Regions from separate parts of the Homo sapiens genome. Here region 2 is linked to region 1. The links are chromatin loops, found by intact Hi-C in ENCODE. Cell type or tissue: psoas muscle. All regions are shown on one strand.

Region 1 (2,500 bases):
AAACGCATTTGTCTTTCAAAGCTCTCAGGACTCCACGATGTAGTAACCTTTAAAAATTTTTAACAGCTTTATTGTGTTACAACAATAAACCGTATATATTTAACATACTGATTTGATGAGTTTGACATATGTACCTACTCGTGAAATCACCATCACAGTCCAGGTAACAGACATACACATCACCCCCAGGTGAGTCCCCTGCCCCTCGGTCAGCCCCCCTCCCATCCTCCCATCACTCACCACCATGCCTGCCTCCTCTGCCCCAGACAAAAATTCATCTGCTTTCCATGACTATCAGTTAGTTTTCATTTTCTAGAATTGTATCTGCTGGAATCATACACTATGTTCTCTTACTTGTCTGGCTTCTTCCACTCCACATAATTACACTGAGATTCCTCTAGGTGATATGTATCAACATTTCCTTTCTTTTTATTACTGAAAAATGTTCATTGTATGGATGAATCACATTTTGTTCCTCCATGCACCTGTTGATGAGTATTTGGATCATTTCCAGTTTGTGGCTATAAATAAAGCTGCTATGAACATTTGTGCACAAATGTGTGCATGGACATATGTCTTCTCTCACAGGTAAACACTTTGGAGCAGAATGACCAGATCATATGGTGGCGTGTGTTCAACTTTCTAAGAAACTGCCAAGCTGTTTCCCAAGGTGGCTTTGCACTCCGCATTCCCGAAAAGAGCCCCAGCCACTCCTCATCCCTCCAGCCCCTGGTGCAGGCAGTTGCCCTTTTATCCTGGGCGGGTGAAGTGACATCCCGCTGTGGTTTTCTTTGGTCCGTCCCGATAACTAACGACGTTGAGCATCTTTTCATGTGCTTACTTCTCACCCTAGCTCTTCATTGGTGATGCGTCTGCTCAGAGGATAATCTGTCATAATTAGGGTCTTCGTTTTATTATGGTTGAGTTTTGAGGGTTATCTATGTGCTCTGGGCATATCTTTACCAGATATGTATTTGGCAAATATTTTCTCCGAGTCTGTGGCTTGCCCTGGGTGAGATTTTTTTTATTTTTAACACATTGATCAATCAATGATTGGCAAGAGCTTCACTGAGAAGGCCCGAGCTGACAGAATGAGTCAGGGTCCAAGCCATTCCCTCCACAAAAATAATCACAAAATAATAATAATAATAATAATAATAGCAAGCAGAGAGGCTTGTGAAGACTCATCAAATCCGTCCTCCTGTCGCCGGTGGCCTGGACTCTATAGAGAAGTCATCCTAAAAATCGGGATCGCCGTGGGGAGGGGAGTGGCGGGGGGAGGTGGATTAGGTCCAGAAAAGCGCACACTCCGGGACCTCGCACAGCATCATTTTGCTGATGCAAGATCGCCCTCTTATGGCCACGGTTCCTCCAGCCACTGAGCTCTGCCCCTCTCTGGGGCTCTGTGAGGCACTGGAAGACAGATAAATGGAAACATTTGTTTTGGCTCCCAAGTTTCTGATGAATACAAGTGTTTTCATTCGCTGGGCAAATATCTCAGTGGAGATGGATGAAAATAAAACTGCGACTGGGGGAGTTGATTCCCGCTTCCCTGGATGAGGCTGCTAAGGGAGGGGAGGTCAGAGGTGGGGCTGGAAGAGAAGCTTGTGTACATGCAGGGCAGAACCCCCATGTCCCCAGGGCCAAGGGCTTCCTGAGGGGCCCAGGCTTTCATGTGCACATCACGGGCCCTCAGCCCGAAACCCCTGAGACGTGGGGTTCCTGGCTGAGAATGCCTAGGAGTGGCCAGTTCTTAGCACCTGCTGCTCCTAGGTCCGGCTCTCACCTGAATCCTCCAAACTCACTGTGTCTGGCCTCCTGCAACCACTGGCCTTTCTCTGCCCCATATTACCCAAGGCTAGGAAGCCTACCAGCCTCCTCCATTTCCTGCAGGACCACAAAGAGGAGGCTGCGACCCACCACTGACATTCCAGAAGCCTAGGTCAAAGGGCAGGGGACCGCAGCACCAAAAAAACAAGACAGACAGATGTTCCTGCCTGGGGTTCCAGAGATCTCCCTGGCTGGCCTCTCCCTTCTGTGGCCCTGACCTGCTGCTCTGGTGTTGATCTACCCTCCTAGGCTCTCTCCACCATCCCCTTAAATGTCAGATCCCCCTCATACTCCCGGCTCTCGTGCCATCACGCCCCAACCCTGACTTCCTGTTGCTGAGTACAAGGCACTGAGTCCTGCCCTCTGCATGTTCCTAAAGGCCCAGGAAAAGAGTCACCTGGCTCAGTTCTTGGTGACACCATTGTAAGCAGCATGAAGAAGCCCTGCAATGCGGTGCTCAGGAGCCTGGCCCTGAAGCCCACGTGCAAATGTCCACTGCACCAACTATGACAACTTCTTTGATTGCTGTGTGCTTCAGTTTCCCCATGTATAAAGGGGAAATTATAGTTTATACTTCATAGAGTTTTCTAGAGGGTTGCATGATTTGAAACCTTTACTGGGTTTAGAATAGTACTTCACACATAGTAAATGCTCAGTTAGTGTTAATACA
Region 2 (2,500 bases), 850 kb before region 1:
CAGTCAGCGGTCAGCCTGTGCCTGGAGGTGGGGCAGATGGATGTCAAATTGAGGTTGGAGTAGATGAGTGGCTGAAGTTAGAATGTGTCTGCATTCAGTATCAGAGGCAACCTGTGGTCAAGGCCAGGGGTCAGTCTGGGGCCAGTCTGGGTTCAGCATCTGAGGTCATTGTTCCTAGGAATAGCCTCTGGCCCAGGTCAAGGGTGAGTTGGAACAGTGCTGACCTGGAAACTCTGTCTGGCTGCTTGAGGGTAACTGTCCAGGATTTGGGTGGAAACTGGCCTCCACCTTGTTCACTATGGGCGCTGGGACCCCACCCCCAACTAGCTGGCTTGGGAGGGAGGGTCAGTGTGAGCTGGGCTGACCTCTGCTAGTTGAGGCAGAGGAGGCTGAGGCCGAGCTGAAAGTGGGCACCTCCCCAGGCAAGGCTGGAGGAATATCAGTATGATAGGGGCCCTCCCGCCTCCCCCAGGTGCTGTTTGAGGCCCTCATCTCCCCAGACCGCAGGGGCTACATGGGCCTAGATGACATCCTGCTTCTCAGCTACCCCTGCGGTGAGTCCCAGCCCACTGGGGGCGCAGGGGTAAGGGGTGTGGGCGGCCGCGGCTCCTGCCTGCAGGGGGTGCAGGCCCAGCTCACGATGCAGCTCTAACCCCGCAGCAAAGGCCCCACACTTCTCCCGCCTGGGCGACGTGGAGGTCAACGCGGGCCAGAACGCGTCGTTCCAGTGCATGGCCGCGGGCAGAGCGGCCGAGGCCGAACGCTTCCTCTTGCAAGTGAGCGGGAGCGGTGATCTTGGCTGGGGGCGGGGTGGGAGGGGGTTGGTGGCTGCTTCTGGCCCTGACTCCCCCCAGATTGCTGAGTCCCTGCTTCATACTCCAGCACTGCGCACAGCGTCCCGGCCCTCCCCTAGCTCTGCTCTGCGCTTTCTTGGGTCCCCCATTCCCCCAGGTTAGAGCGCGGCTCCAGGAACCTATGTCCGCGCGGTGTAGTAGGGACGGCTAAATGGGGCCCGGGTCAGAGCGAGATCGGGACCCCTCGCTCCGAGGCGCCCCTGACCCCCTCACTCTCTTCCCTGCAGCGGCAGAGCGGGGCGCTGGTGCCGGCGGCGGGCGTGCGGCACATCAGCCACCGGCGCTTCCTGGCCACTTTCCCGCTGGCTGCCGTGAGCCGCGCCGAGCAGGACCTGTACCGCTGTGTGTCCCAGGCCCCGCGCGGCGCGGGCGTCTCTAACTTCGCGGAGCTCATCGTCAAGGGTCAGCTGGTGGACGCCGGGGAGCGCCGGGACCTCACCCTCGAGGGGCGGGGCCGGCGACGGGGGCGGGCTCTGCCCGGGGGCGTGGCCGTGGGGGGTGGGGCCGGCAGGGTGTCGCTGGGGCGCTATCTGAAGATGGGCCTGTGGAAATGGCAGTGGCCCAGCCGGGATGAGATCTGATCTAGGGGTCGGGGCTGGCTTCGAGGGGGACGGACAGGGTCAAGGTGAGAGCCTAAAGAGGGGTGGGGTTCTGGCTGTGTGACTTCTGTGTTGATCCTAGCTGGCCTGCGGTCCGCTCCAGGAGGCGAGGATGTGGGGGATTAGGAGGGGCCTGAGAGAGGGGTTGTGGGCTGATGGGCGAGGGCGGGGTCAGCCTTTGGAGCCAGGTGCCCCTTAGGGCCCGGGATTTAGTGGGGGTAGGAGAGCGGGTCTGGTTGAGGGCTTGGTAGCAGCGTGAGAGGCCCTAGGAGGACGGAGAGGGATTTGGGTGTGGTGGAACTCAGAGTTGGGTGCTGGGGTCTCACAGCAGCATCGGTCCGCCTCGCCTCTCCCCCATCTCCTCGCAGAGCCCCCAACTCCCATCGCGCCCCCACAGCTGCTGCGTGCTGGCCCCACCTACCTCATCATCCAGCTCAACACCAACTCCATCATTGGCGACGGGCCGATCGTGCGCAAGGAGATTGAGTACCGCATGGCGCGCGGGCCCTGGGCTGAGGTGCACGCCGTCAGCCTGCAGACCTACAAGCTGTGGCACCTCGACCCCGACACAGAGTATGAGATCAGCGTGCTGCTCACGCGTCCCGGAGACGGCGGCACTGGCCGCCCTGGGCCACCCCTCATCAGCCGCACCAAATGCGCAGGTGGGTGCAGCAGCTACCCCTGGCCTCAGTCTCTGGTGGGCCCAGGGCTATGGAGGGGCGCATTCGAGAGGTAGCGTGGCCTGTGCTTGTAAACCTTTCTAAAACATTGTGATTTTTCCTCAACCCTTGTTATGGTAAAGATAATGATAGCTAATACTTTACTTTGTGTCAGGCACTTAAACATATCTGTGTGTAGACACACACACAAACCCATATTTATAGATTTAAAACTTACAACACTACCACGATGTAGGTGCTCTTGTCGTACCCATTTTAGATGTGACTGAGGTACAGAGATGTTAAGTGACTGGCCCAAGAGCACACAGCTAGTAAGTGGCAGAGATGGGATTGGAACTCTTGACTGGCTGACTCCAGAATCTGTGTT

The links. Peaks named below come from ENCODE experiments on the same cell type or tissue, not always from the same donor. Only the 100,000 strongest peaks of a DNase experiment are listed, where the experiment ranks them.
Region 2: it touches region 1 in a loop (2.5-fold over the local background); 9 of 110 quality-filtered maps call a loop at or near these places.

What each region holds. Positions count from the first base shown.
Region 1 is chr1:30,110,297-30,112,796 of GRCh38, forward strand. No RefSeq gene overlaps it. Among named protein-coding and RNA genes, the nearest start is that of LINC01648, 74 kb to the left of the region's middle. In psoas muscle, a CTCF peak has its summit at 1,375 (motif pointing left); no DNase peak of the experiment used is centred here; H3K27me3 peaks cover 1,873 bases.
Region 2 is chr1:29,258,789-29,261,288 of GRCh38, forward strand. PTPRU (protein tyrosine phosphatase receptor type U) reads left to right here. Exons shown (of 30, transcript NM_133178.4): 4 at 473-554; 5 at 661-776; 6 at 1,082-1,256; 7 at 1,822-2,115. Among named protein-coding and RNA genes, the nearest start is that of PTPRU, 24 kb to the left of the region's middle. In psoas muscle, no CTCF peak of the experiment used is centred here; DNase peaks (open chromatin) are centred at 715 and 1,243; H3K4me3 peaks cover 1,281 bases.